4 separate regions of the Mus musculus genome follow, and regions 2, 3 and 4 are each linked to region 1. A link is a loop called in an ENCODE intact Hi-C map of the cell type or tissue named here. Cell type or tissue: heart. All regions are shown on one strand.

Region 1 (8,000 bases):
GACAAAGGATGGGGAAAATTCACTGGGCTGAAATGGCCATGTTATCAAAATGGGATTCAGAGCTAGGAATATTTCAGAGACAACCCAGGGCACTACATAATAATAGGGTTCAATTCAACAAGAAGTCACAGCAAATTATAAAAAGATTCATTAAAAAAAATGTGTGAAATTTGAAGTGAAGGAACCTAAAGAGGAAATAGACAAATCTATTACAATAGTGCAGACTGCAATTCCCTTGCTTGGTAAAGGAGCAGAGGGCTGGGGAGACAGCTCTGTGGCGAAGAGCACCAGGCCCCTGTCTACAGGACCCAGGTTTGTAGGCTTTGATTTTTTCAAAACCAATTTTGATAAGGGTTATTAAATGCTTTAACCTCCTTTCTAGCCTACCACCCACCAGAGGTAATGAAAAGGAAAGGTTAGTAGGGCAAGGGGGATGTGGACCTATTTGGAAATAGTTCTTTGGGTGAATTCAATCTGCGTTGTCAGGATAGAAGCAGATCAGTTCACATGAACCAGCAGCAGCTCCATCCACTCACAAACACCATTCACCAATCAGCAACGGCTGTTCCATCCAGAAGAAACCAGGAGGCTCTGCCAATCAACCCAAGCCTGCAGAAGCATCAAGAAGCCGAGGGAATATTACAAGAAGTTCTTTGGTGTGTTTCCTTCTATGAAGTCACAGCATTGTCAACGAAGACCAACATCCGCAAAGCCCAATGAAGACCATCAAAGAGTGCCTAGGTGAACCAATATTAGGACACCAAATGAAATTTATATCCTTTCCAAACATCACACGTCCTCTCAAGTGTCCTCTCCAGCAAAACACCCCATCCCCTTTTCCCAGGGAGCTTCCAGAAAAACACCCACATGTCTGCTCTCAGCAAAACATCCTCTCTCAGGTCTGCTTCAGCAAAAACAACTCTCATAAGATAGTTTCCAGAAAGACATCTCATGACACATCTGACTCTCCAAAGAAACCAGAAATTTCCACTTCACAGGTCCAATTCTCAGCACCTACCTGGTGGCTCTCAACTCCAGTTCTAGGGATCTAATGCCCATTTCGGCCTCAGCTGGCAACAGGCACACACGTACATGAAGACAAAATACTCATACATAAATGATAACAAGTAATTTAAAAGAAGAACAGGCAGAAAATTAGCAAAGATGTGGAAGACCTGAACTCTGTCAGCCACCTTGACTTGAGTGTGTATCTAGAACACTTCCACAGTCATAGCACAATGAACATTCTTCTCAAACACACAGGAAACACTCTCAAAGATAGACCACATCTAGATATACTCCCACCAAAACACAGCAATGGCAAAGTCACTGGAAAGCTGTTCAAAGAAAATCTTTACACAAGTCCAACTTGATGACCTAGGGCCAACAGATCAAACCAATACAGACTAAAAGCAGAAACTTAACCTTGGCTGGACACAAGAGACCATGAATGAAGCTCTTATGGCCATTGACAGGTTGCTTGATGGAACTGTAATTGATTAGTTGTTGTCTACTTTTCACCTTTGTTTTCCTTATAAATGGCACCTGGCTGGAATTCTCAGAACACACTGGAGGTGGGGGAGGGGTGGGGGTGGGGGTGGGGTGGGGTGGGGGCATCAAGTTAGAAGTAAGACATTGTGCTGCTCTGTCGCAGTGTGGTGACCGAGGAGAACAGCAAGGGACTCGTATTCAAAAAAGCTAGAAAAGGAGATAATTGAGGACAGGTATGTTTAATATAAAACATTATACAATGTATACATATATGGAAATATCACATGGTACCCTATAGTGTATTTTTATATATTGGTTAAAAATAAAAATTTAAAACCCACACACACACACCAAAAAACCTTCTTTGTTTCCAAGAGCTGCCTAATTTGTAAATCCTTCTTGTTTTCTTTGTTCAAAGAAATTTCATAAAATTCAATTCATTATAGAAATGTTCCTTTCAGCAAACCAAGGCATAATCTCCAAACATCGTGGGGTTCATTTGGAAATCCATAATGTAAAGGCATTTTGAAAATGCTGCTATGTTAAATCTTGTGTCTATCTCTCTGTGTCACTTTCCTTTCTGTAGGACTATTTCACAATAAAAAGAAAACTTGAGCTATTTTAAGCTGACCCAAAGTGAAAATTTGGTGATATTAGTGATGACAGCCCCTTATTAATAAAGACCCGGATGAAAGAATACGGGGAAGCAAAGAGGACTTCCTGCAACCTCTGGAAGGACAAGCCTGTCACAACCAACTACAAGATAGAGTGAAAGAAACTCTCATGTGTCAACACATCGTGAGACACGGGTCAGGGCTCTGTGCGCCCCGTGACATTGATCACCCTGTGGTTTAAATAAGACGGAGGAAACAGAAGTTCTTCATCAGCAACAAAAGAATCTCACAGAGGACTCAATGCTGACAGGCCCTTGGGATAGCTGATCCAGAGAGCAGTGAACCATCTTATACTGGAGAGATAGTGGAGATGGGCAGCTGGCCATCGGAATCTCTGCTCTCCCCTCCACAGGGTGGACTTGGTACCCATAATCTAAGAGCTGGGGACATAAAAACAAGTGGGCCCCTGGGGCTGGTTGGCCAGTCCTCAAAGCTTAATTGTCAAGCTCCAGGCCAGTGAGTAAGAGAACCTGTCTTAAAAAGTATTAGAAAGGTAGAAAGGTGGACTGTGCCTGTGGAATGATATTCATTCTCTCTCTCTCTCTCTCTCTCTCTCTCTCTCTCTCTCTCTCTCTCTCTCTCTTTCCCCCCTCATATGTCACCTGCACACACATATAAAATTTAATGTAATGTACAGAGGATGCCAATGAATACACATGCTATTCATGTCGTTCATTACTGTTACCTTCATGGAATTATCAGACATTATTTGAAAGTTAGTTAATTCTAGGAGACTGTTCTATGGTTATAGCCCATCTCTAAGCGACTGTGACCATTACACGTACATCAAAATGCAAAACAAACAAACCCTCATCGATTCCCTTAAGGTTTTTAGAAACCTTATTAGAACAGTCAACTAGAAACTTTACAAGCCAAAGCTGCGGAATCAGTTCTTTCTTAAGAGCAGGACAGGTGACTCAAAGCCCAATTCACCAGGTGCCTCTGCCATTCAGCTGCAGGTCCAGCTATGGCCAGCAGAGGGCAGTGTTATACACAGACTTTGCCACTTTGGACGCTCACTGTCCGTGGTTTGGGGTATTCTTTTCCGCCTTATTTTTAATCGCCTGTCTCTGAAAGAAAAGCTGTGGTATTTCAGAAGTGACTGTTTTTCCCCAGGTTCTTATCTGCTTGTGTTGCGTTTTGTTACCTTGCCTGTTTCTGCTGGCTGCAACAGGCTCGGGTGATGTGGGGAGGCATTCTAGGCTGGAAGGGTAGAAATGGGCTCTGCAATAGGTGTGCCCTGGAAAGTGGGGGCGTCCCCAAACTCCCACCTTTTCCTCGAATCTGCTTGTGCAGCCACCTACTCTCTTTGTCTTTTCTTGGGTCTCTCTTCACCTGCCTTGTTTCTGCCGCTGACTCCATCCATTTCTCTCCCACACCATAGCAAGCCTGGGGCTACAGTGACCTCCAGTGATGCCTAATTGTGCGGTGCCTGTGAACATTTTCAGAAGCTCCTGTGTGAGGCCCTGGGACCCACTGGTGAGCCCAGTAAGAAACTGTGTGGCTCTTTCCTGTCCCCTCATCTCTTCATAATGCTTCCTAAAAGAGCTGAACTCCGGCACCCCCTTCCCTGGAAAACCTCTCTGGATCTTGGACTGACGCCGGCATTCCCGGCATCCCCTCCGTGATGCTTATGACAGTGTCAGCTCCTCACCGTTGCCTGTCCCTCTCTAAAGTCTGGGAGTCAGGAACTCTTTCTTCCCTTTCCCTCTTTGCATTTATGCTGCAAGCTTCTTTTGGGACCTTGAGGACAGAAACGCGAAGAGTCTTGATGTCGGTCCTCCCAGCGTGGGGCACGCCGCCTCATCCAGTTAACTAGCAGGCAGAATCTGGGCCCAGCAAGTTGTTCTTTCCTTCCCTAAAGACTTCTATAGACAACAGCCCCTGGCCTCTGTCTCTGAAACTCCCACTCACCCTCGCATCCACTAGCCATCTGTCTCCCTCCCATATTTCTGACCTTTCAGAGAACAGATGAGTCAGACACCCTGTCTAGAGTCCACAGACATTCACTTCATCTCCAGCCTCTCCAGATCATGTGCACTGGTGACTACATCTAATTTCTCCTTGAACTGCCTGCCTTGCTCTCTCCAGTGGCCTCACCTTGCCTGTGCTTCGGCCCCACTTCCTCCTGTGGGCAGCCCAGCCTCAGTCCTCCTGTGGGCAGACTGTGTGGTCCCCAATCCTGTGGGCAGCCCAGCCTGTCCTGTTTTCAGCTCCGGGGGCTTAAGTGTTGTTTTCTCTCCTTGTGACTCAAAATGAGTGTGGACTCAGTTCTCAACATCAGAGTAGAATGACATGTTGACCATAGAGATCAGCTTAGAGGTAGACAGTGAGAGCAGCTATACCATCAGCCAACTGCAGAGTCGGTGGAATTAGGAGAGAAATTCTTCTGTTGGAGGAGCTAGAACAGAGGCATATTGTCATTTAAAAAAAGGATGATAGGAAGAGAGTAAAAATAATAATGCAAGCCTGGGCCTCCTTGGGATTTTCAATGACATGAATTTATATATTCTACCCACCCTGCCCCCCTTTTAAAAACCAATTAGAGCTCCTTTATCCAGCTTTGCCTGCACCTAGAACTGCTTCCTGTTCAGTGTGGCTGTAGGAGCTGCTGGTAATCCTGTTGTTTCCGCCTGATCGTCAGTTTGGTGTCTCCTGTAAGGGATCAGAGTGATCACTTCTGAGCCGCCGAGCTTACTGTTCTCAGCAATGCCCAGCTCCAATGGAGCGGAAGGCTGTTGCTGTGGTGTTGGAAATTACAGCAACATAAGGCAGCCGGTTATGAAAGGCCTCAAAACCAAGCAGTTCTGGACGTCCTTTCCGCAGTTCTCTCCTCGGGAGCAACCCACCTCCTTCCCACCTCTGTTGGTTTGGTGCATCTCCTAAGAGGAGGCCCGGAGCTCCTGAGCCTCCTTCCCCCCACCCTGATTAGAGTGCGCCCACTCTCAGTTGTGTCTGCTGTGCAGGTTTTATTTTAGGAATCTGCTTTTCTCTGGGTGCACTGGCACACATCTGCCAATGCCAGCATTCAGTAGGCTGAGGCAGGAGGATCTGGAGTTTGTGCCAACTTTGCAATACCAATGCCAGCCTTAGCTAAATGGTGAGACCCAGTCCAGAGAGCTCCAGACCAAACAGATAGCTCACAGGTGGGCACTGGCCTGGTATAAACAGGGCCCCGAGTTTGATGCCCAGGATTGAAGATTAAACAAACCACCCTGTTTTCGTAGTGTTCTGAGCACTTGATGATAAAGCTCTCTCAAATTATGGATTATAACTTATCTTTCTGTGTGCTAGTTTTAAAATCCAAATGATCTATTGAAAACAAGAAACCTAGGGCTGTTAGCAGCAAGGCTTACACAGGAAGTCTTCCCCTAAAGTCTAGCTTCTCGGTCTCCTGAATTGTTTACTCCTCTGTTTGGGGGGGGGGATGGGTGTTTTATTAATTAGTTTCTCTAATAAACATTTTAAACAGAGTGCTTGGATTACAGGTCCTTGGACCGCAATAGCATATCAGGAGGTAACTGCAGAGGATGCTCCCAGAATTATTTAGACAAATGGTACCATGGTCTGCCCTCCCTAGAGAAAAGCAGATATAAAATCTTAGCAACTAAGAGAGCCCTCCCCCAGCAAGTCTCAGAGGACAATGACCTGCCAGAGAGAACATTTCTGTCTTCATTAGATGGTCTATCAAAATAAAGAAACCACCACCAAAATTCCCCATCAGACAGCTGCCTTTCAGTATCTGGACAGGTTTTGTTTTTTCTGTCTAGACATGCTTTAAGCAAGTAGAAGAGTAATCATGGGTCCAGCTGGCCAGGACTTTTCTTAGAAGGCCTCTGCATTGCAACATATTTTTAGTATCCATCACTTCCTCCAGAGGATGCAGGCCTGAGGGAAAGATGTATCAAGCACTCATATTTGAATATCTCTCTGACCCTGCTGTGCATGTGCTCTGTCAAACTGTAGGGAAAGATTCCTAGGAGGAAACACTGTCCTGAGAGCTCACAGGAAGACAAGAGATGGGATACACGCCCACACATAATCTTCCTTTCAGCTGGAAGCTTCAGATGGAAGGTCATATGTTAATACCCAGAGAAACTGAGAAATAGTGTCAGTACCTAAGCTTCAGCCCGGGTAGCTAAAGGAGAAATAGCCAGTGTAGGCCCTGCGCATTTATAGTTCTAATCATTGACGTGATACAATTGCAAGCTGCCATCTGAGCTGAGACACTTTGGTCTAAATCCAGCTTGCCTTCCTTGGCTTCTCCAGTCAGCAGTAATTAATGTTGTTGATTGATCCTCAAGTTCCTAGAGCTTCCATCAAAAAATTGACAGTAAACCTCAGTCCAAGTCATTCGTCTCTGAGGAACACAACACACAGGATAGCCAACCCTCGGCAACCTCAGCCCACACCCAGCATACTTCACTCGACACTGGAGGACCAGGAGCCCTCAGAGAGGCCCTGGAGCGGGAGAATGTTTTGGAAGTCATGGTCGATCCAATTACAGATCAACCCTGGGACTATCCATGTCGTTTTTGGCAGCAATTTGAGAGTATCTAGTATCCAGATGAGAAGTGTATCTCATGTCAATAAGGTGTCATAGTCCTGACTGGAGGGGGCAGTTCAGTGGCAGGGTACTTGCCCAGTATGCACGAGGCTCTGGCCATGCACCTCAAAATAAAAGTAACCTCACAGCTGAAATCTTTGGGAAGTGACAATGATGAGCTAGATCGTCCTCCCTGACCTGGATCTGTGGAGCACTCCACGGCCCAGCGCAGGTGCAGGGTCGATTCTCACCAGGCAAGCTGGACCCTGGGGGCAGAGCAGACATTCTTAGGCACTGACAAAGCTGCCTGGCTGGAGAAATGAGGCTCAGTCTTGATTAAAGCTATCTTTTTTATTTTTCAGTGTCTGAATGGCTCTGTGCAGCCAACACTAACTCACTTGTCCAAAGGATCCAAAGGATCTTAGTCTAATCACTAGCGCTCTCGGCCAAAGCCTCCCATGCCCTGACCCTCCTCTCTAATTGTCCTGACCAATATGGCTGCCTCTTCTCACTTAACAGCTTGGGCCAGTCAGGCTCCAAGCTCCCTCCCCACCTCCCATTCCCTGCCCCCAAATGTGATTAATTGTGAGTGTCAGGGGAAACGCAGACTGGAAACTTTTTATACATTAGCAATAGAAAAGGCATGACTCCAAGGGAGGAGACACAAGCTTCCAAGTCAATGTTCTTAAGTGTCTGGGAGGACATTTGTCCAGATGCAGCAAGCGTTCCAGAACTTCAAAGAAACGCTGAAGGTTTACTCAGGACCTACTGTTTCAGGAAACAAGAATTTTCTCCTCAGTGACAGGCCTCCCAGAGCAGATCTCACCATTACAGATCTTTCCCCTGGACTTCAGGTTTTTGTTTTGTTTTGGAGTATTGGTGACATGTGGTGCCATAGTCCCCCACACTGCTGACTGACCTTCCCTGGGCTGCGAAGTAAGCTCAGGCCATGTGACCTCCTCTGTTCTCAGGTCTCCTGCCCTGTATCCCCAAAAGTAGTTTTCATTTTAGAATTGCACTTCTAGAACCTTCTAGATTCTGCCACCAGTCAAACTCAATATTCTCCTTCCTCAGCAGACACTTGATGTATACTTGATGTATATTGGCATCCACAGGGGTGTGCACGGGCTGTGGTTGGGTGTGTTACCTCAGGGGACATTTGAGACAAGCATTTCCAAAGGATGATCCTGTCTTCAGCCTCTTGCTGCCCCACCACCTCAGCACCAGACTGGCGTATCAGGTATCTGTGGTGAGTTCCACACTAGAGTAACACACATACTGTATGTACG
Region 2 (8,000 bases), 120 kb before region 1:
TTTTTCTTTTTTACTAATTTGGTACAAAGTAGCATTTTAATTATTTAATATATAGTCTCAGTAACTAACAAGATAGAATATTTTTTCCATGTTTCTGTTCTTTGAATTTCAGTTGCAAGTTACTGTGTAGAGAATACATTCAAGGCTTGTCTTGGAGTTGATTTTGTTGGGAAACAGTAGAAACTTTTAAGGGGTGCTGCCCACTGGGAGGCACACACCGTTAAAGGGGATGTGGGACTCCAGCTCCTTGCTCCCTTCTGCTTCCTGTAGTATGTGTTCTCAGTATGATGTGTCTGTGTGACATTGCCTTGTTGCAGAAAGCAACAAGGCTTCATGGATAGAAACCTCTGAAATCAGCAGCCAAAACAAAAGCATAGTCTCTAGCAATTGATCATCTCCAGTGTCTGCAGCTTGAGTGTCTATCCATCCACTGTCTGCATCAGAGGCAATCACTTACCCTCTGAATCCTGCTCTGCCAGCTGTAGAGTGGGGTTTCGGTGAGGAACTAATGGGCTAATGCATATTACAGATCCAGATGTGGCAAGTACTCAGGGGTGTTTGGAAGGAAAGAAGCTTATCTGGGTGTGTGGGTGCCACAGAATCTCGGTCTGTGTGAATGTGGACAGACATGGCCTTCTCCGAGATAGTTTTCAGTGAAACCGCTCACCTTTATTGGGGACAACAAGGGCTATATAAACCTTGGGGAGTGAGCGGCTAGAGGTCTTGGGGCTGGGTGTACATTATTACCTGATGCCGAAGTTCTGGGAACTTTTTTTTTTTTTTTGCATGAAGAGGAATTCCAGGTGCTTGCTGGGCATGTCCTTATAGGGAGAGAGGAAGTTAAACCTGTAATCTGGCCACCAGGCTATGTGACTTCCTCAAGGGTGGCAGAGGTGGGGTTTACACAGGCTACATGGCCCAAGCATGCAGACCCAGACCAAGGAGGGAAGTCATACTCCTGCCAGTCTCAGGGCAAGATCATCAGGGTCTGAATGTATATGCATCTCACTCTTGCTCCCGACTGGCTCCCTTAGTTGCACATCTTTCCAGCCCCACCGTGGTTTTTCTCTTCACAGTCTTTGCTGAATAGAGAAGCACTTGGAGCATCAAGACAGCTCTTTGTTATAGTCCAACATCTGGAGCTCAGAACAGAAGGTACTCAAGGAGTTTTGGATCTTTTGTTTATTCTGAGACAAGGGCTCACTCTGAAGCCCAGGCTGGCTTTAAACTCACCATCTGCCTGTCTTATTTTCCTCCACACTGAATGACAGGAATCCGCCATTGCATCAGGCTCTGAGGTTTTTGAGAGAAGAATAAGATTTGAAAACATGTTGAATAATATCAGAAAAGAGTAGGGAAAGTTGAAGCCAAGAGCCAGTGAATCACAACGGGCCCAGTGGCTTCCTCAGAGTCTTGCTGCTAACATGAAATATTTGAATCATATTTTTGAAGTTTATCAAGGCGTGGTTTCTTACTGCCTGGCTAATCAATGTAAAGCAACTGTGTTCAAGGCTGAATCTAACTTTAAGAAGTGGGGTAGTACATTTTTTTTTAATTTTTGCAAGCTAAATATTTTAAGTATGCAAGGAAACATGACTTATTAAAGGTATTAATAATTAACTATTCTCTAAAGTGGATACTAACTCAGTTTCTTCCCTTTGGCAGCATTAGGGTTCAAACCCAGGCCTTGTACATCCTAGGATGTCTCCAGCCCTTCTACCTCACTTTAAAAAAACCTTATTAATCTGGACATCACATGTCTAGATTTGGCCAAACTGGGAGCATAAGAATATATGTGCAATGAGACTATTATCATATTTTAAAAAGGTAATAACTGAGAACAGTCTGAAAAAGTATTTCCTCAAATGAGGAAGAGAGAATTGGTGTCAGGCCTTGTATTCAGCACGCCCTGTATCTTGGGGAGAAGGAGTCAGCATGTCGCTAATGAGATTTGCAGATGGCTTTAAGTTGAGAGGCATTGTAAACAGCAGGGATGACTGAGACATGATACAAGAGGCGCTGGAAAGGTTAGGAACATGGACAGGAAACCAAATGATTCATCCTGGAATAACGCAAGCCAATCTGACATCTGGCGCCAAACAAGAAGAAATACAGATACACTGCAGAAGAGACGAATGTGGAAAATAAAATAGTCACCTCAAGACTACTGGAGGGGCATTGGCAAGAGGAGAGCACAGGCCGGGAAGAGGGAACTAGATGCTGTTAAATTCCCATGTCTGTCCAGTGCTTTGCTCGCTGAGTACTCCTTGACCACAGTTAACCCACTCTATGTATGGAGAACAAGTCATAGTGTTTCTCTTGAGGACTGATTGTTCACGGGAGCTCCTTCCTTCATGAAATAAAAGGCTGGCCTCACTCTAGCTGTTCCTGATGCTGCAGAAGATTAGCAGTATAGGGAGAGAGTCATTTGGAAGTAACGGGGATCTTTAAAAAGGGTTAGTAGGAGAGGTCACTTACCACACACTTACTGGACTCTTTCCAGGGTTGATGGAACAACTTCCTAGCTATTCCCGGCAGCATCCTGGCCTGGGAATCTGCCTTAAATGAAAATAAGATGCATTCTCATGATGGCTGTACACAGGTGATCTGTTTTTTTTTTTTTTTCCTGGTGGCGACCCTCTTCCCATCTTCAAGTGCCCTCATGTTAACCCCAAGGAATAGCTCCCATCCCAGCCTTCTGCTTGGCTTGGCTCACCTAGTCTCCTCCCTCTTACTATAAAGGTATAGTGAGTGTCTGTGCTCCCTCTACATTCCAATGAATCAAATAAAAATCACTGGTGATGGTGGCTAATTTATGAATCTCTGGCTTTCTCTTTTTATACTTCTCATTTTTTTTTCTGTTATGGGGACTTTATACATTAGGATCCGGTTTTTCTAATATTGTGTCATAGTGAGGACTGTGTGGGGATGAGAAGGAAAAAGATGGATTTTGAGCAAGGATGTACCTTCAGCAGACACTATTGCTCTATCCATTCCTCATCCTGGGGAGAGCAGAGCTGAAAATGAAGGAGACATGGAAGGAGCAAGTTGGAAAGCAAACCCTTGGGAGATACATCCATGGATCACATCACAAGTCTGAGGCTCAGTATATCATTTGTTCCTGGTAATATTTGCCTTTTAACCTCTCTGTATTTGTTCATTTCACACCCCAGTGGAGATATTGAGTCAGCTTTTGCATATAAAGAAGCTTATTGTTCTTAAAAACTTAAAGAACTCATTCATTCATCTAACACATGTTTCCTGAGTGCCTCTAGGGATCTTGCTACACAGGATCCTACTGTGAACACAGCTAGTCTCTCTGGCCTTGTGGGACTGACATTCCAGCAGGGGGAGACAATTAATAATGGACACAATAACCAAGCATGTTGCATAGGAGCATAGGATAATACAAATGATCAGTGCTAGGGGAAAGATGTCGAAATAAAGACCTGGGGAGGCTGAGATGGGGTGAGTTATGATAGTAAACATGGCAGATAGTCATTGTTTTCTGAAGAAGGCATTTGTACAGAATTGAGATTAAAGTGTGGGCTTGGTCTTCTTGATAGCGGGCGGGGCGAACAGTAGAGTTTCTTGGGCATATTTGAGAAACAGTGAGGAGTCTAGAGTCTAGGCTCTTTGGAACAGAGTGAGCAAGCAAAGAAAGGATTTAAGGTCACTGAGCCAAGGAGGGAGAGCAGACTAGGCAGGAGAGCACGTGAAAGCCTTTATGTAGCGTTGGCTTCCTGCACCCCATATGCATGTGTAAGCATGTGTCTGTGTGCGTAGGCACCTGTGAAGGGTAACATATGCTACCACATGTGTGCACATTTCTGTGAAGGTCAACATCAGCTCTAGATGATTGGTGAACCTAGAGGTTACCAATGCAGCTAGACTGTCTGGCCACAGGATTCATCTTGTCTCTGCCACTCTAATACTGTGATTACAGAGTTATGCTACTGTGCCCAACTTTTTGGTTGGTGCTGGTGTCTGTATCAAGTCCTCATGCTTTTGAGGTATGCACTTTCTGACTGAGTCACCCCCACATACACACACATCATCTAATTGCTTTTTTAAAGGTTTATTTAAGCTGTGGTACTGAGGATAGACAAGAGGATATGTAGGCATAGATGCTGAGTATATTCCAGTACTGTAAAACCAAGGCAGGAGCAAGTGGAGATTGCATGGTGAGTATATTTTGCCAGCACTATGGAGATTTAGATGTGCATTGTAAGAGAAAGAGAAGAGAGATGATTTCAAGATTTTTTGGCATGAACACTAGATGGATCAAGTTGCTTATTAACTGAGATAGAAGTGGGAGGGAAGGTGGGGAATGGGGAGCATGTGTATAACAGCTGAGGAAGAGAGACTGGGAATCTTTCTGACGTGTGTTTGAGTCGGTGTCTATGCAACACCCAAGAACAGAAGTTCAGTGAGCACAATGTCTAGGTAAGCCTGGAGTCCAGGAGGGACAAACTAAAGAGCCACAAGTGCATTCAAAGATATCATCCAAAATCACGAGGCTGGAGGAGATTTTCAAGGATTTGAATTACAGAGAAAAGAAGCTTAAGTAGTGAGCCCTGAAGTGTTCCAGTCACTCAGCGATCATGGAGAAACAGCTGAGGCCTGGTGCCATTGAAGACTGAGATAGGACAGAGAGTGACCAGCCACACTGGAGGCTCAGAAGAGGCCCCCTGAGGCTTGGCTATGCAGCTTGGCAAAATGGAGGTCATCGGTGACCTCCATGATCAGTTTTGATGTCAGAGCACAAGGCTAATGGGAGCTGGTTTAAGAAAAACCAGGAGGAGGGGAATGGAGAAGGAACTTGAGCACTGAAGCAGGGCTGCAGTGATCTTTAGAGGAATCTGTATGTTCTCTTCAGGAGGCGCAGTGGTCACATTAGAAAGTTAGAGTCATGGCTGCAGAAAATGTTGAGGGAATTCTGTGAAGAGTGAGGATGTATTAGGGAAAATGCAAACCAGGGTCTTGGTATCATCCTCTCTCTTACTGTTTCTAGCCAGTAAGTCACCTAGGCTCTTTGGTTCCTCACCATGGTCTTTGCTTGCATAGAAATAGCACACCTTTTGCATGGCCCTGGATTTGTTGCTCCAGATCCCTGAAGCAGAAATGCCATCAGTCTCCCAGTTTCTGCATGAGACTCTACCTTCCCAAACCACTCTCCACACTGCTCATATTTCCAAAATACAGAGTGCTCATCCTGCATCCTTGCTTGGTGCCCTTAATGGCTGCTCATCACCCCCTAGAGACACTTGATTCTCTTAGTCTAGCCTAATGATTCCCTCACCTTCTGGCTTGACCAGCCACAAAGCCACCTTGATCTCCAATCACTCCAGGCTTTCTTTGAACTCTTTGGATAAGGAAGCCATAGTGATTGATAGGAGAAGCCACTATATCAGCTTAAGAAGGCAAAGCAGACCATTGATTTTAAGCTCCATTAAACCAGAAACAAAAGGTCCTTCTCTTGGTTCCAGTATTGTTTATGGAATACCAGATATTTTTTATCTCCTCTTTTCTAAGACGTGTACATAACAACTCTGCACAGAGTTCTGTGGCCAGCCTGTCTGCCTGGCTTTGAGACTCCTTGTAGCCAATCATACTTTACTTCTTTGTACACTTCCCCTCAGCTTTGCAGACTAACTGTGTGGTGAGACTCTGAAGACTGACATTTCTAGCTCAAGTATCTCTTTTGAGATCTGAATCATAGTCAAAGATAGATGCTCCAGAGTCCATAGCAACCCCAGAGTGGTCTCTAAGCTGACTGATCTTCACCACCCAGATATTTCTCTTTCTTCTCTCAGTAGATGGCGAGCTCTCAGCTAGTGTAGTTTTTCCAGAGCTGACTAGACTCACAAGCTTCAGGGGTCCCCCTGTCTCTGTCCTCCTAGGGCTGGGGATATTGGTGCAGGCTGCTGCAGCTAGGGTTTTATGTAGGTTCTGGGAATCCAAACCCAGTTCCTCATGCTGCATTGCTCTCCCCAAAGATCTGGAAAGTCACTTCTTCATTTCAGTGGGTAAGAAAATCTACTTTCAGAGCAGGCTGTTGTGGTATAGAGGCAGGAAGACCAGGAGCCCACGGTCATCCTCAGCCACACAGTAAGACAGAGGCCAGCATTGGCTACAAAACAAAAACAACAACAAAAACAAACAACTCCACCTCAAACACTCTGTACCCCAGCAATTAAAAACAAAACCTATATATGTGCAATGGTCAAAATGTTCCCGAGATAGTAATTTGTTTAGTCTTCACAACAAAAATTTCAATTTGTATATCTTTTAAAGTAAGCGTCATAAAAGCAGAGGTCTTCATCACATCCTCCCGGCATCTACCTGGCATTGGGCACACAGCAGTAACTTCATTACACAGCGGGGTGGGCTGATGGGTCAGCAAGTGATATGTAAGAAATGAGTGTGTAAGAAATGAGTATTGAGCGAAGTTTCATCTCTTTAGGATGAGCTAAATGGACTTGTAACAAGTAGTGAGTGTTACATAATTCATGCTTTCAAAATTTAGAGAATTCTCAAATTCATTTTAGAGAAGGACCTCATGGAATTCTAGTGAGCATACCCCCATCTTCTAAAAAACTCCATCCAGACTTTCACACTCTGCTCAGCATGTCAGACCAAGGATGGGACTGACTCCAGCCAGGCAAATTGATCTCTCCCTGTTCAGAATTTAGAATCAGGAAACAAGCAAACAAAAACAGGTCTATAAGGCATCCTCCGTCATCCACTCATCAAATATTTTTGAGCATCCATGATGAAGTACTCGCTGTAGACATCACGACAGACGAGGCGTTTCATGTTCTCTGGAGCATGCCTGTGGGTGAAGCTGCTACTGCAGTTCAGCACGTGAAGTGCTGCACCGGGGAAGAACAAAGTACCACAAGGGCCTCTAATGCAGAGAGGGAAGGCGGGGAAGGCTGTGCGGGAAGGGTGACCTCACAGAGGGGAGAAGGCTCCATAGATCCAGAGGGAGCAGTCTGTGTGCAGTAATACAAAATGCAAGCAGGGATATCCAGTCTGGGTCCTAAAGGTGAAGAGAAGGTTCTGGAAGGAGAGTTCCCCATCACGAAGGCTTTGTCAGCCTGACCCAAGTTTAAAATTTCTTCTAAAGGCTGTGAGGGCTCTTGACAAAGATTTTAGCTGAAGAGTGATATAATCCTACTGGGTCTAGAAAGATCCTCCTGGTCTTGCTAGGGAAAGACGTATCAGTGAAGAGATGGTTGTAGAAGTCTAGATAAGAGAGGAGGACAGGAGTAGGTTGGTGGCAGGGGGAGAGATGAGAGACGGTAGAAACTGATTAGAGGACAGTGATGAGGAAGGAAGAGGCATTGGGGATGATGCTGAGACTTATGGCCTAGACTAGCACTGGAGACAAGGGTCCCATGAAGCAGTATACACACAAGGGAACTCATGGAAGAGGCTGGGTGGGAACTGTGAATGTGAGCAGTGTCTGAGGAAGAGTAACTTAAGCCATTGGGGTACACAGTACCCAGTAAGAAAAATATTGGTGCACAGATGAAACCCTGCTTAACTCTAGCATCCAAGTATCTGGGTGAGGAGGTGGAGCCTACCAAAGAATTGGATAAAAAGTGTCCAGAATATAGTTGAAACTCAAAAATGAGCTACATCCATCCATTTGCCTAAGAATTTTATAAATTCACTGTTTTAATAGCTGAGTAGTACTCCATTGTGAAAATGTACCACATTTTCTGTATCCATTCCTCTGTTGAGGGGCATCTGGGTTCTTTCCAGCTTCTGGCTATAATAAATTAGGTTGCTATGAACATAGTGGAGCATGTGTCCTTATTACAAGTTGGAACATCTTCTGGGTATATGCCCAGGAGAGGTATTGCTGGATCTTCCTGTAATCCAATTTTCTCAGGCACCATCAGACTGATTTTTAGAGTGGTTATACTAGCTTGCAATTCCACCAGCAATGGAGGAGTGTTCCTCTTTCTCCACATCCTTGCCAGCACCTG
Region 3 (8,000 bases), 620 kb after region 1:
TTGTCCTCACAGGGCTTAAGGCATAGGCCCCAGGAGATACTGCAGGAAAGAAGCAGGCCTTGTGAACACTCTCCAGGATGAGAGCAAGGCTGTTTGGCCAAGTGACGTGAAGGTGGGCACTGAAGTGGGTGGATCACTTTGAGCACTGAAAAGGGACTTCTAGAAAGAGTTTCATCTGGCAGGAATGGCAGGAAGCCAGCACCTTATTGAAATCTGCAGAGCATCACATGCCTGCCTGAGGAGCAAAACAGCTCAGAGAGCTTTAGTGAATAAAGAGCACTGCCCTGTGGGGTCTGATGATGTGGCTGAGAAGGTTTAGAATAGTTGAGAATTGAGAATAGTCTAGAATGGGTCTTTATTATTGGCTTTCTGCCAGCAGTGTTCATGGAAGTCCATCACGGCAGGCCTACCTGCTCCTAATGAGGAAGAAGAGTAGAGAGGCCTCTTTGTCTTTGTTGGCAAATATTTTACATTTGCATCTCCCACGGCAAGAAAAGGTAGCACCACTAATATTACCCACAATGCCAAGGGCCTTTGGGAACACTTTGATCTTGCTTTTGTAGCACTCCAAAACCGTCTGCTTAATGTTGGTCGTGTTATGACTCTCGCGTGATATCATCATTGGTGAACCATTGATGGGACAAGGGCAGATCTTACCAAGAACCCTGGAACCTGTCAGTAATTCATTTACACAGGAAAGTTCTGTCAGGTTTATCACTTGGAATTTCTTTTTAAAATTATTTATGTGTGTGCACATGTGTGTTTTCATGTGTGTTTGCTTACACATACATGTATGCTACATGTGTGCGGGGTGTCTGCAGAAGCCAGAGGATGGTGTTGGATCCCCAGGAGCAGGAGTTACAGACAATTGTGAACTGCTTCACGTGGGTGCTGGAAAAGGAACCCTGATCCTCTGGACGAACAACAAGTTCTCTTAACCACTGAGCCACCTCTCCAGCCCCTATCATTTGGAATTTTATAGTCTAAGTGTGGAAGAACACATTTTAAAAACTTGTCTTTAATTCTTTAGGTATTGGCAGGAAAATGTGACCTCCTTGGATTTTTTGGCTGCACTCTTAGCTGCATGAGACTAGAGGAGAGGTCTCACACACACGAGGGATGTCTCTTTGTCATCTCATATGACTTCAGGCCAGCCTAGAGAGCACAATGGCATGGCCTCCATGAGGCCAGGGACACTGACTGTAGTAGCCTGTTGACCCTGTAGGCTCAGAGGAGAAGGCCTGACAGGGCAATGGACCCTGTGAGGGGTGATTGAACCACTGTGAGCAGCACTGTACGCTGGAGCAGCGATGCAGTCTCCATAATGCCATTCAAGGCCAGGGCCAGCAGAGGAACTTCTGTGGCCCGGAACCTTGACCTTGTCCTGTGTCTGACATGAAAACGTTCCAAGCTAGAGTCCCACACTAGGTAACCCATTCTCACTGGACCTGGTGACAGGAACACCTGCTGGCTAATGGCAATCATCTAGTCCCTGAGGTCCTTCCCCTCCTGGCACCCAGGGCTTCTCAGGGTAGGATGCAGGTGAAGGATAAGAAAATCAAATGCAGAAGGGGAGAAACCAGGACTGGTCCTGTGTCATCGGATTCAGGGTCCGGATGCCTCTCCCAGGGGGCACAGTTGGCAGTGGCCATTCCTAGCCTAGAGGAGGAGAGAGTTTTGACGAAGGTACCACAGGCCACCAGAAGCCATGTAGGAACTGGTCCAGGTTGGAACCACTGTCTGAGTAACCCTGAGAAGGGACATGGGGCCCAGGCAGCCATGCTGGTGTGGGCCACCAGGCTGTACTGATCTGTGCCTATGTTCTTGGGATCAGTCCAGCCTGGAGACTCTGGGAATCATCACACTGCTGAAAATAGCTCCATGAGATGGAATAATTCTGAGATTTCTCATTCCCAAACTTTCCTCTTCTTCCTAAAATGTGAGAAGCCAGCTCTGTCTCTTCCTAGGAGGACACAGAACTCTAGAGCAGGGATTATCCTCATAACGGTTTCTAGAACTACTATTGCTTATGTAAACTTACAAAAACCTCCCAGTCCTGGAGACAGACAGCTATGCTGTGAAAAGCCACAGACCCAACCCCCTTAAGAAACAGTACTTGGTTTGTACGTGTAATGGTTTCAGGGTTCTGTACCAGGCAACACTATGCTCTTATGGTGTCCCTGCCCCCCACCCCCACCCCCAATATCATTATTTTAGTCTGATGTCTGTTTAGCCAGGGGAATAATTAATTAACAATTAAATCTGCTGGAAACACACTGCCAACAGCACTCCGTAAATACTGACAATGACTGAGGCTGCTCTTTACTGGTATCATCAAATTGGTAAGAAAGTGGTGACATCCCACAGTCAGGTGTCTGAGGCTCTGTAACCTCACAGAGAAGGAAGTGACATTCAGAGAGCCAGAGGGGAGGGTGACCTATTGGACCTCTCACAAGACAGGAGAAGTCCTGGCTCTCAAGGCTCCTTTTTTTTTTTTTTTTTTTTTTCTACTTTGTTGCCCTGGTGTTTTTGAGAAATGGCCGAGACCCACACAAGCCGGTTCAGAAGTTTGTGATGTCAACTACTCCAAAGAACAGTAAAATCTCATTAAGTCCAAATAATTGGAAGAACAACATCTAGGCTGAGCTGGAGAAAGGTTTGAGCTATTTTTAAAAAAGATTCCCAGCGTCTTCCTCTCAAGGCCGTGTAGTAAATTAAAACAAATAAGTACAGAATGAGGCCGAGGAGGTCTAACCAAATTGGCTCAGAAAACAATATTTATGCACTCTATAAACAGCACATTAATAGTTTCGTGTAACTGGTGATTGCTAAAGATATTTTACGGATTTGGGGAGGTTTGTTGTTGTTGTTGTTGTTGTTAAAAATAAGCTAACTCTTTCCTTTGAAAGCTTATTTTTGCAGAGTTGGTGGTGCACACCTTTAAGCCCAGCGCTTGGGAGGCAGGCTGAGGCAGGTGAGTTCAAGGATAGCCTGGTCTACAAAGTGAGTTCAAGGACAGCTAAGGAAACCCTGCCTCAAAGCAAGCAAACAAACAAACAAACAAACAAGAAAGTAAAGCTTATTTTTATGTAAAAATGTACATAGGAAACTCACACATTTAAAAGTAAACAGAGGTCAAATAACTCATTAAAGCTATCATGACTTTAATGGTATATAGATTAATCAAATTTAATGACAAACTATAAAGCTAAACTAAGAATCAAATAGAACTGAGAGACTCCCATTCATTATCCCTCCTCCTCCTCTTCTTCCTCCTCTTCCTCCTCCTCTTTCCCCCTCCTCCTTCCCTCTTCCCCTCTTCCTCCTTCCCCTCCTCCCCCTCCCTTCTACCCCTCCTTCCCTTCCCCCTTTCTCCTCCATTTTCTTTCTTTGTTGTTTTGAGACAAGGTCTTCCTATGTAGCCTATCAGCCTCAGCCTCCCTCAGGATTGGAATTCTAGGGATACATCAGTACACTCAGTGTGTTCAATTTTCATCACTGAGAAAACAAACAACCACCAACAAGAGTAACCCAGAATGGCCCAATTAGGTTTTTTTTTTTTTTTTTTTGAAAGCAGCACAAATTCTTTACTACACATTAAGGATAGCCACTTTCGTCCCAAGAATCTTGCATGATCATCCTAAGCAGCCTTGACTTATCATAAAAGGATAATTATCAGTAAAATACAGTTTGGCTAGTTTTCCTCTCTCTTTCTCTCTCTCTCTCTCTCTCTCTCTCTCTCTCCAGTTTAGTTGTGTTCCACTGGGTCAGCACTATTTCTGTAGCTCACAGCAGTACAATGATGACATCTGTCTCCTTCATTTTTTACTCCCTTTTTTTCAGTCTCCAAGGCCAACAGAGTGCCTCCAGGTGCTTAGAAACCAGAAACATTTGTGGCTGTTACTTCTCTCCTGTGTCGCGGGTGTCCTGCCCTACCTACTGCCTTTGTGACAAATCCTTGCATTTGAAAGTCATCGATGTTTTGCTGTTTTTAAGAGGCTGAACATTCGTTAGGAAGATGTTGAGAAACTTGAGACTCTTCATCCGGTAGCTTTTTGTTTTGTTTTTTTGTTTTTCGAGACAGGGTTTCTCTGTGTAGCCCTGGCTGTCCTGGAACTCACTTTGTAGACCAGTCTGACCTCGAACTCAGAGATCCGCCTGCCTTTGCCTCCTGAGTGATGGGATTAAAGGCGTGCACCACCATGCCCGGCTCCGGTAGCTCTTTAACACAAGATCGCGCGTGCCTACCCCTGAAGCAGCTCATGGGTGCTTCTATTTTCCTTTTTTATTGCTTTGGTAGGCAGCTTGTGGGAAGTCCAGAGTGGATGAGGGCATGCTGTTCAGTAACGGTGGCTATTTGGGAAAACAATCTGAAAAGTTGATAAGCACGTGAGTGTGCTCACAGCGGGGGAGAATTCTAGGGAATCTGGTTGGAGACATATAAGGCTTTTCTTGCTGGGTTAGCTGTCCTGGATGTTATCCAAAGATTCACATGTCTTAGGACTAGGGGGAAAAAAACTGCCCAAAACAAAAAGGGATACAGACATTTCTGCCAAGTAACATGAATCTATGCCCATGAAATAGCTCTTGAAAGCAAAGCCAGGGCTTTTCAGGTCTTCCCTGCTGGTGAGCTGCTGCCCCCATCTGGAAACGTTGGGAACTGAAGTTTTTTATTTGTTCCAGGCCAGGTCTCATTCTCTAGGGGCTGCCTTTGTCCTGTGCAAATGTGTTTTTGCTGAAGTTTGAAGAAGTGCCATAATCTGATAAGTTTATTCAGTTTCTGTCGAATCCGAATAACTCCAAGGATTTTTATTTCCCCGGGTCGAAGATGTCTCCTTAGCTTCGGGAACCATCTGTTCTGGCTCCACTCTCCTAAGAGGCTAAGTTAACCACCGCATCCTCCTTGGCAGCCCTGAACTAGCAAGGAGCGCTTCCTGACTTGGCATCTTGCCTAAAAGTATCTGCCCTTAAAAGGTAGCGTTTGGACTTTGATGGTCAGGACTTGGGCTCTGATTCCACATTGGAAAGAGAGGCCCCTTGGTCTTGCAAACTTTATGTGCCTCAGTACAGGGGAACGCCAAGTCCAAGAAGTGGGAGTGGGTGGGTAGGGAAGTGTGTGTGGGGGGGGAAGGTATGGGGGACTTTTGGGATAGCATTGGAAATGTAAATGAAGAAAATTCCTAATTAAAAAAAAAATCTTTAGCCGGGTGGTGGTGGCACACACCTTTAATCCCAGCACTTGGGAGGAAGAGGCAGGCAGATTTCTGAGTTCGAGGCCAGCCTGGTCTACAGAGTGAGTTCCAGGACAGCCAGGGCTATACAGAGAAACCCTATCTCGAAAAAAAAAAAAATCTTTATACTTAACTCAAATAAACTCTTAGGCCTTAAATGAGCCTTCTCTTTTAATGAGTTCTGGGAGCAATATGCGCTTGGAGGAGAGACTGAGTATATATTTTTTAAAGTCAGATGGAGAAGCCCACCACTAGGAGCCAGTGTTGATATACAGTTCAAGAATAGCTTAACCATCGTCGTTCCTTCTGATGACATTTTTTAAATCAAAGGATAGAAAAATGATGAAAGGCTATGATATTCTGTGCTGTAATAAAGTTCTGGAAAGGATATTAAAGGGAAATACATTTTTCAGAGTAAGACATCTGGAAGTCCAGTAGCCTTTCTATCATCTAAGATGGAAAAATACTGAGCTTGCTTTGAGAATGTAAGAGAGATAGAAGATAGCAGTTGGCAAAGAAAACCAGGTTGGGCTCTAAATGCATTAGCTCTGTATTCTGGGAGCAGGGAATTAACTGCTAAAAAATTCTACAAGTTTGTTTTTTTTTTTTTCCAACTTCAAACACATTATCTGTTTTAATATTCTAGCATTCCAATGAAGTAAACAGTGCTGCTATTTTTTATAGCTGGAGAAATTGAGGTGTAGATATTTTGTACAGGACTAGAATTACAGAGCCACAACGAGTCAAGTGGAATCAAAACAGCCTCATGTCTCATTTGTCTTTTTTATTGTTTGAAAATTGTATGCACAGTCCACTCCCTCCCAGCTCCTCCCATATCCCCGTCTCTCAACTTCATGCCGTCTTTTTAACATCCACTGAGTGCAGTAAGTGCTGCCAGGACGTTGTTGGGTATGGAGCGGGGGGGGGGGGGGGGGGGGGGCAAAGGCAGGAGCATACAAATGACTGGCCTGGCAAGGTCAGCCCCCCTCCCCCACTCCACTGGAGCAAAGGTGGCATGAATGCTGGGAAAGTAGCCAGTCACTTCCTCATTGGACTGTGGAGTATTCAGTCCCAGAGTAATTTATCTCACTCCCGTCTCCCTAAGGCTTAGGTATCATCAGGAAACAGGGTGTGGAAAGAGTGAAGCAACTAGAGGTAGTACCAGGAAAGAGTATGACTTAGCTAGGATTCCTTTTGCTTTTCAGATCTGTTTTCCTTTTTTAAAAAAAATTTTTAGGGCTGGTGAGATGGCTCAGTGGGTAAGAGCACCGACTGCTCTTCCGAAGGTCTGAAGTTCAAATCCCAGCAACCACATGGTGGCTCACAACCACCCGTAATGAGATCTACTGCCCTCTTCTGGTGCATCTGAAGACAGCTACAGTGTACATATAATAAATAAATAAATCTTTAAAAAAAAAAAATTTTTTTAGTTTACACTGTAGCTGTCTTCCGACACATCAGAAGAGGGCATCAGATCCCATTACAGATGATTGTGAGCCACCATGTGGTTGCTGGGAATTGAACTCAGGACCTCTTGAAGAGTAGTCAGTGCTCTTAACCACTGAGCCATCTCTCCAGCCCTTAGTTAGGATTTCTACTGCTGTGATAAAAGGCCACGCTCAGAAGCAATCTGGAAAGGAAAGGGATTATGTCATCCTTCAGCTCATAGTCCTTCATCTAGGGAAGTCTAGACAGGAACTCAAAGCAGGAAGCTAGAGGCAGGAACTGATGCAGAAGCCAGGCAAGAAGACTGGCTTACTCAGTTTTCTTTCTTACACATCCCAGGACCACCTTTCCAGGATTGGCACCACATACAGTGGGCTAGGCTTTCCCACATCAATAATCAGTAAAGAAAATGCCCCTTGGGCTTGCCCACAGGCCATTCTGATGGGGGCACCCTCTCAGTCCAGGCTCCCTCTTCCCAAATGACTAGCTTGTATTGTGTTCACATAAAACTAGTTAGAACAGCAGTGGTTTCTGGATGCAACAGGCAATGGCACATATTCCTTTACAATAGTTGTGATCACGTGTGAAAGACCTACATAAGATCAATCCAGTCGAAACTCCCAGCATGAACGTGGGAGGGACTCATGAAGTCCCACCCCTAGCTGAAGCGGTATTGGCAATGGATGCCTTCTGTGGGAGAATCAGTTTTCTTTAGGGATTTGGCCCCAATAAAGCTACTCCTGCTCCGGTAGATGGCCTTACATGTGCCCACATATAAAGTCTGGCCCTCTGAAAGAGAAATACATTCTCTTAACCACTGAGCCATCTCTCCAGCCATGTCTTTTAATTAAAAAAAAATTTTTTTTATTTACTTATTTTTTTGAGACAGGGTCTCACTATGTCGCTCCAGCTGGCTTGGAACTTGATAAGGGGACCAGGCTGGTCTTGAACTCACAATCTCAGCACCTTGAGTGCTGTGAATAAATGCACAAGCCACTATGGGCGCAACTGTGAAGGACTTCTCTTGATCGAATTATTTGAAGTGGGAAAACCTAAAGTGATCTTAAATCTGGATCACTTGAAGATGGAAGGCCTACCCTAAATACGATGGTACATTCCTGTATAAGTGTGTGTGTGTATATGTGTGTGTGTATATATGTGTGTGTGTGTATATATATATATATATATATATATACATATATATATATATATATATATATATATATGGGTTGAGTCAGAGTGTTTATGGGAATGGAGAGAACACTGGGATTCTTACAACAGGACACTCTGTGGTCTAGATGTTTAACAACTAGTCCCATATGA
Region 4 (8,000 bases), 240 kb before region 1:
TAACTTTGGTACCTGGTATCTGTCTAGAAATTTGTCCATTTCGTCCAGGTTTTCCAGTTTTGTTGAGTATAGCCTTTTGTAGAAGGATCTGATGGTGTTTTGGATTTCTTCAGGATCTGTTGTTATGTCTCCCTTTTTATTTCTTATTTTGTTAATTAGGATGTTGTCCCTGTGCCCTCTAGTGAGTCTAGCTAAGGGTTTATCTATCTTGTTGATTTTCTTAAAGAACCAACTCCTCATTTGGTTAATTCTTTGAATAGTTCTTCTTGTTTCCTCTTGGTTGATTTCACCCCTGAGTTTGATTATTTCCTGCTGTCTACTCCTCTTGGGTGAATTTGCTTCCTTTTTTTCTAGAGCTTTTAGATGTGTTGTCAAGCTGCTAGTGTGTGCTCTCTCCAGTTTCTTTTTGGAGGCACTCAGAACTATGAATTTCCTCTTAGAAATGCTTTCATTGTGTCCCATACGTTTGGGTATGTTGTGGCTTCATTTTCATTAAACTCTAAAAAGTCTTTAATTTCTTTCTTTATCCCTTCCTGACCAAGGTATCATTGAGAAGAGTGTTGTTCCGTTTCCACGTGAATGTTGAGCCTGAGTTTTTCAAACCGTATCTCTGAGATAGCTATTTTATTATTTTTTTTCAGGAGGCCCAAGATGGTCAAAGATAAGCTTATTCTTTAGATCATTAATGTGGTGGTTTGAATGAGGATGGCCCCCGTAAGTGCATATATTTGAATGCTTGATCCTCATTTTGTGGAAATGTTTGGGAAGGATTGGGAGGGGCAGCAGTGTCAGCTTTTAGGTTTCAAAAGCACATGGCATTAATGGTCAGTCCTCTCTGCCTTATGTTTGTGGTTCAGGATGTAAACTCTCTCAGTTACTGCTGCAGTGCCATGCCTGTCTGCCTGATGCCATGCTCCCTACTGTAATGGTCACAGACTAATCTTATGGAACTATGAGTCCTCAAATTAAATGTTTTCCTTTATAAGTTACTCTGGTCATGATGTGTTGTCACAGCAACAGAAAAGCATCAGTAAGGCAATTGACCTCTGAGGTGGTTCAGATGTGGAGACAGTTAACCCCACTTCCTTCTCATGTTTCCCTGAGTCCAACCATTCCATTTGGGTGGGGAGTAGACGAATTCCATAGAGGTGGTGGTGGATGTGTCAGCGACCTAGAACAACTGACTTTCATACACCCCAAAATAGGCCCATGGGGGATCATACACCCAAAATAGGCCCATGGGGGAAGTTTAGGATTTGGGGAAATAAATGCAAGATTATTCGGGTTCAAACAGACTCAAGGCCCTAGGTGGTCTATTCCATTCAAAGTATGGGGCTAGGTGTGGCCATGGTCACTTCAGGAGGGATCTGTGGGTCTATATCCCCTATGGTCCCCCTATCCCTGCCTGCTCCTGTGTTAACCAACATTCCTTTATTGTTATGGCATTTATGAGGATCTGTTTGCAAAGAGGAAAGGGTTATTTTGGTTGTAGTTTCAAATGACCTTAGGATAAGCATTCTACTGCCACCTGAAAAAGAACTTAGGCTCAAGAGAAAAGCATTAGTCTATACATGAGGTGTTCATCATTATGAGAGTAGGACAGACAGGCAGAGGAGATGGGGCAACCAATGGCTAGAGGCTGATGCAACTGTGGGCTGTGCTACGTGGGGCATCAGGTGACTAAGGTGACCACTAATTGACCTTTGCTTCACGACAATGACATCTCCGTGACATTAACCTGACAGGATTGTCTGTCCACCATGCATTGGATGACACACATAAGGGAAGGTAAAAAGAATGAAATCTATTCTAGAAAAAGCCAGTGTTGCTAGGACCCCACATGTGGCTCCAAACGGAACCTCTCCTCCTCTCAGTTCATGGTACCAGCCACTTGGCTCCCAAGATGCCTTACTTCAGGGTCAGGTATTTTAAACTCTGTTTACTTGTTTACTTATTTACACTAATTAGCTGCTTCCTTCCCTGTTAGCTTTCTAATCTGGACCATAAAATGATGCTCGATGGAATTTAAATAATAGTGACTACCTCCTGTGCCTCTGACATCATCCTTAACTCTGGAGCCCACCTGAATAGTGAAGAAACAGACACTCACTTCTGTTTGTGAAACACAGGCTGGTGCCCTGGGTGGGGAAGGAAGGGTCTCCTATCCTGATCAGGCAGGGGCAGAATGCCTATGACTCCTTTTCTTTGCCTCCTCCTGTACCCTGGGTGATACTCTCCCCTATATCCTCTGTGATTTCACCCAGGCATGGGCTTTCCTCACAGCGATGTCTCCTCCACCCTAAGCATTGGAAGCAATCAGGACAGGACAAACATTGGAATGACTTCACATAGTGAGTGATTGTGTCTGCTTCAACTCCGGGACCATTCATATCAAGTTGGATTTACAGGATCTCTTAGAGAAAGAGCTAGAACTGACCGGAAAACCTCCTCCCTGTCTGTTAGCCTTCACAGTGTTATGCAGGCTTCTCAAGAGAGAAAAGATGTCCATGGTCTTCCCTAGTAGTGGCCCCAACATGCAAAATGTTTGTACTGGTGCAACAGGATATGAAGGTTATGGGGGGCAAAGATCTGCTTTCTAATTGGATGATGGGAGGCCCGCCGCACAGGAGGGAATTCACGTCCGGTATTGTAAACCTGGTCAAGAGCTTGGGAGATGACAGGATCTAGAGGAAACCTATTGTTGTTTCAATACGTTGACATGTTGACAATCTGCCTTCTAAGCATTTATAGACTGGCACTGTTGTCAACCCTGACCAGGGATGCTCCAGCTGAAGTGGAAGCAGAGGAGCCTCAACCCTTCAAAGCCCCGAGATTGACTGTCCGAGTGTTCAGCTCTCAGTGAGACACCTATATCAATCCCACCAAGGCAGAGGGAACATCACACAAGAGGGGACAGGAAGAAGGTGAGATCTGAAGGATGCTGCAAAGATTAAACCTAGACTCCCTAGATCTGATCAGACAACACGCCTGCCTAGTGGATGACAGTATTTTGTGTACATGCTTTGATAGGCTTCAGTGATAAGAAGTATTTCTCCAGAAGAAGATCTGGAACCTTCCTCACAGTGCCTGGTAAAACACCGAGAGGCCCAGAGCGAGAGCATCCGAATAGCTCTACAGGTACCTGTACTATAGAGTGAAGAATGAGAGTGGTAGAGCTCAGAAGCTACCTTGGTGTTAGCTGTAAAAGAGGGGTGCTTGAAAGGTAACCATTTCCTGTCATTGAGTCCCCCTCCCTGCCCAGGGATTTCGGAATTTAGGAAGGGCTGTAGATGTGTTTCACCCAGAGATTGAGAAGAGTCATTGGCAGCCATGTGAACTCTGAATACTATAGCCATGGTAAAAGTGGGAGGAATGTTTATAATTTATGATACTCTAGGGAATTATGGGAATGAAAAATACATTGCTGAGCTGTGGTTGAGGCTCAGCTGGTTTAGTATGCCTAGAATTCAATACCTAGCAGGACACGAAACCAGGTATGATGCATACCTTTAAACCTAGTATGAAGAAGTCGGGGCAGGAGGACCAGAAGCTCACGGTGATCTTTGGTCACACAGAGAGTTTGGGACCAGTCTGGTTTATATGAGAACCCATCTAAAACCATAAAATAATAATAAAATAAATTGCCAAACTTCTTTAGAATTAAATCTCAAGGGGATTTATAAAATTTCTGGGTATCTTGATTGACTACTGGAAAGTATCGGCTAGTACACAGCTGCAGAAAGCTTCTGCCCTGTACACATGGTGACTGGCTCTACTGTCATTGTCACCAGACCCTACATCCCACTGTTTTTGTTACCTCAAAGGCAGCCACTCTCCCTTCACTGCCCAGCGAATGCTTACTGGCTGTTTGCTTCCTGCCTGGTACTGTGGGATCTGAATACAGTGACAGACATAGAATGACAAGATCTGTTTTCTTCCATTTGACTCACAGGACGCTAGGGGGAGCCAAATCCGTAAGTGTCTGTGGAAGGAGGTGACAGAAAGGCTGAGGGAAGGGTGTCAGAAGAACAAGGCAAGCTTAGTTCAGGTTTCTCAGGATGTCACCTCCTCCCGAAGCCTGGGGTGGGGGTGGGGGGCTTCCCTGGAGACTACATTCCAAGAATGAGGAGTCTGTGTGAACAGAAAGCAGGCTTTAGCATGGCACTAAATAGGGTCACCCCAGAAATGACCTTTGGTTTGGCTGTCCGGTTCATACCCGTGCTCCGTGGCACACAGTACATACTCAAGGGGGTGGGGGTGGGGGAATAAAACCAATCTGGTAAGTTTATCAAGGATTCCTCAGAAAACAACACACATCACCAAAGCCTGAGCTTCCATTAGAAACGACTGAGCACCATGGTTATTAGAAATAGTCTCTTCTTTATTTCCACATTCATATAAAAAGTTTTGACGTATTTGGGCTGGTAAAAGAAAAGCCATGATAATATAAAGAGAATTATAGGAAGTTTTAAAAAAGATGTTGCTTTTGGTGTTTGAGAAGGCAGTTGTGGGATTGCTTCTTGGCTCAATTATCCAAGCGGTCGAAACTCTGGGTCTGGAACTCCTGGAAGTCCTCTGGTATGGTGTCTGCAACAAGAATCGGGGTGGTAGTTAGTTAATGAGGATCCTTCCAGGCTGGAATCATGGCCACCACATGCCGCCCAGGCCTCCTGTAGGGGGCGCTGTCAGCTCGCCTGAGACTCCCACAGGCTCGCAGCCATTTTCTACTTCAGGTTGCTTTGTTGCAAATCCTTGGCTTAAAGCCCAGCAGGGCTTATTCATAGGCCTAGGGAAAATTAGCAGGCAGAGTGCCTTTTTAGTCTGTGATTATGTTTGAGTCTAATGAAAAAGAAAGGCTGCCTGTAAATTAAACTGACGGAATTTCTCACCGAACCCCTAACTCTAAAACATGCAGTTAAATTCTATGGGTTTCAATTTTCAGATTTGGGAAGCAGGAAAGCCTGGCTCTGCCTTCCTCTTATGTTATGCAGGGTACATCACCATCACGCACGTGGTGGTGAGGCTTTGGGGCGGGGGGGGGGGGCGGGGTGGGAGGATGCATGTTATAGAAATAAGATTTCTTGGTTGCTCCCCTGTGCTGTTGAGGGGCACTCAGCATGAAGGTTACCGTTGCAGCGGTACTTGAGGTTGGACCAGATGATGTTTTCTTGAGAGAAGCAGAACACACCAAGTCGGCCTCCACGCATGGTGGTGTCTATGGTGACCCCAGAGTCAGCCACCAACTCCGAGCCTTCATAAAAGCGCACCCTGCAGAGAGCACAGGTGTCCACGGTGAGGAACATGGTGCCACTTCCGACTCTTGTACTTACCTCTTTATTCAGACATGTTGTTTTCCACTAACTCTAGTTGGTCCCTCCCCAGTGAGGTTAGAAGTTCCCCAGGACAGGAACCAAGAGTCCACGGCTCCCTAACTTGGTTTTTAACAGGCCCAGCATGGTGTCAGGTGCATAGTTCCTGGATCGGTACTTGCTGGTGAATTAAAACAAAATAGCTTGACATCACGGACAAGTGGTTTTGTGGCTTCACTGTCTTGTGAGTTATTTTCTCTGGATACTGTACCTAGAAGCCCTGCGCTTTCTTCTTTGGTCTAGCTGATTTCACTGGTGGACTCTCAGAGCCTTGATCAGTAGCTTTAGGCAGTTGTGGGGGCAATTTCAGTTGTCATAGTAGCACTGAGGGACAGAAGCCCCTGGATGCCAGCCTTCAATACCCCGGAGTGAGTTAGCCAAAGCTTGCCCTGTGCTCTGTACCCTTGTGGAGTGTCATGGGGAAGGTGAGCTGCGCCTCGCCTCGGAGAGGCAATGGCGTTTTACCCTGAGCATCATTTTCTTTTTTTTTTTTAAGATTTATTTATTATTATATATGAGTACACTGTAGCTGTCTTCAGACACACCAGAAGAGGGCATCAGATCTCATTGCAGATGGTTGTGAGCCACCATGTGGTTGCTGGGATTTGAACTCGGGACCTTTGGAAGAGCAGTCAGTGCTCTTACCCACTGAGCCATCTCTCCAGCCCGAGCATCATTTTCTTCTGCATTGATTTTAAGTTAAACTCCCCAATTAATTCCCCAGGGTAAACCAAGAAGTGCCTGAGCATGCCGTTCTGTTCGAAAATTAAGAGTTGGCTCCTGTATGGGTATTGTCAACACCACTGTAATACTTAATTCTCAGACACACTACTCTGTGTTTAAATGCCACCTTCATGTGAGTCTAGGAATGGTTCCAAGGAGCTATTTCCTTTGGTTGTATAGCAATCAATTCTTATTTCTCTGCAGTTTTAGGGTTCAGATGGACTTTTCTAAAATTATATACTTAGAAGGATCATATTTTTATAGCTCTGATTTCATTTTTGGAACAGAAAAGGCACATTGAGCTCCATCAGGTAAGGGCCTGGCCACACCTGGTCTCCCTGTGTGGTGAACAGAGGCAGGTGACACAAGGGCACAGAGAACAGAGCATGAATCAGCTCTCACTGCCTTATTTTCACTAGATGCATCCGTCTACCTGGTACCTCCCACCCTGGCTAGGAAGCTGCAACCCACATACCCCGGAGCACACCACACACGTGCTGCAAGTCTGGGGCGTGAACCCTGACTGCATTTCAACAAGAGCAGTTGAACACACAAAACAGCAGCAACAGAAACAAAACAGTCCTATAAAGAAGCCGAGGCCATCACACCAGTCCCGGGATGAACAGTTCTCTCTTGCACAGTCCGTGCCAGGCATTGTGATGAACACTAGTGAGACCCAAACCACAGAGGCTGCCCTTGTGGGACTCATGACCCAGTAGCGAGGACAGACTGCAAGGGGGCTCTTTGGTCAGTGTGGACTAGGTTCCATGGGGCCTGGAGGAGTCTCGGGAATGTCTGGGTACCATCTCAGCATCTCGTCTCTGCTGTCCCCTTCATCAGCTCCTCCCTCACACTTCCCTAAGAGCACACCCAAAGCATGGCCCCCCCTGAAGTACCTTAGCTCTGCAGCTTGGTCCTCCCCACCCACGGCAGAAGGGCCCTCAGCCTACCTGATGTAGCCCACCTGGGGCCTATGCTGCAGGAACCAGCGGTAGGAGACCTTGTCCTTCCAGCCCACATTCCTGGAGTCCTTCCACAGCAGCCTGACCTGGTCGCTGGTGTCCCCTGTGTGCCACAGGGAGTTTCGGAGATGTTCCCCTGGGCCAGTTTTAGACTTCACAGCCTGGACAAAGACATGGGCAAAATGTTAGGTCAGGACATACATAGATCCTTTTCTGCTTCAGGTGTCTGAGGTAAACATAGAGGTGGACTCATGTTCATTGCAAGGGTATGTAGTTTCATGCTGGCACAAGCATAAACCTTCAGTGTCATTTCTACTGAGCTGGCCCCAGCCCCGGGGAATTTAGCAGTGGATGGCACTATGCTGCTCACTCTACCTTTTTCCTGATACAAATCTGTCGCTCTGCCTATTTGCCCACTGAGGGATCCCAACGGATGTCTGGCTGTGGAAGTGTGCTTCCTGCCCTAGCAGGAGTGAAAGAAGTAGCCCGTTGTTCCTGTGTAGTCCATCCCTTTGATTGAACACATTGGCTAGCTAGCTTTTAACACGGTCTGCCTCAGGTATGCCTTAAACCTTCTCCGCCTCTTTGACCCCACTCAGCCTGACATTTGCAGTATGAGTCGCATAGGTTGAAAGGTGCAGGCTCAACAGAAGGCAGGCAAGGTTGTCGCTCAAGGCTCCCCAGCCAAGTTTCTCCTTGACTGCACTCGTTTCTCAGATTAACTTAGTGACTTTTAGGGGAACTCTAAACATAAAGGAAGGTGAAGGGTCTAGAAGAAAAGAAGGCATGGGGATTCAAACTGCCATTACCTTGAGCTGAATACCAGGTTCTGCTACTGCACGGAACGGTGTAGCCTGCCAGTATGTCTGCTCCGTTTGCTTCCACATGACTACATAGAAGCTGGAGCTGTCTTGGTAACCAAAAATAAAGCCAGCATAGTCATCAT

Evidence for each region. Hi-C counts contacts between places; a loop is a spot of excess contacts. Peaks named below come from ENCODE experiments on the same cell type or tissue, not always from the same donor. Only the 100,000 strongest peaks of a DNase experiment are listed, where the experiment ranks them.
Region 2: a loop joins it to region 1, with 6 times the contacts of the local background. A loop is called at or near these places in 5 of 42 quality-filtered maps.
Region 3: it touches region 1 in a loop (3-fold over the local background); 11 of 42 quality-filtered maps call a loop at or near these places.
Region 4: it touches region 1 in a loop (9-fold over the local background); 22 of 42 quality-filtered maps call a loop at or near these places.

The regions. Positions count from the first base shown.
Region 1 is chr13:92,983,763-92,991,762 of GRCm38, forward strand. No RefSeq gene overlaps it. Among named protein-coding and RNA genes, the nearest start is that of Gm41019, 18 kb to the right of the region's middle. In heart, a CTCF peak has its summit at 3,133 (motif pointing right); a DNase peak (open chromatin) is centred at 3,139; H3K4me3 peaks cover 481 bases; H3K27ac peaks cover 1,226 bases.
Region 2 is chr13:92,863,555-92,871,554 of GRCm38, forward strand. No RefSeq gene overlaps it. Among named protein-coding and RNA genes, the nearest start is that of Gm31630, 15 kb to the right of the region's middle. In heart, a CTCF peak has its summit at 3,329 (motif pointing right); no DNase peak of the experiment used is centred here; H3K27ac peaks cover 251 bases.
Region 3 is chr13:93,608,490-93,616,489 of GRCm38, forward strand. No RefSeq gene overlaps it. Among named protein-coding and RNA genes, the nearest start is that of Gm31977, 14 kb to the left of the region's middle. In heart, CTCF peaks have their summits at 4,641 (motif pointing left), 5,497 and 6,572 (motif pointing left); DNase peaks (open chromatin) are centred at 4,652 and 6,232.
Region 4 is chr13:92,747,226-92,755,225 of GRCm38, forward strand. It overlaps Thbs4 (thrombospondin 4), which reads right to left. Exons shown (of 22, transcript NM_011582.3): 19 at 7,864-8,000; 20 at 7,043-7,215; 21 at 5,129-5,268; 22 at 4,361-4,587. The coding sequence ends at 4,526. Among named protein-coding and RNA genes, the nearest start is that of Thbs4, 44 kb to the right of the region's middle. In heart, CTCF peaks have their summits at 3,947 (motif pointing right) and 4,668 (motif pointing right); DNase peaks (open chromatin) are centred at 3,866 and 4,646; H3K27me3 peaks cover 646 bases.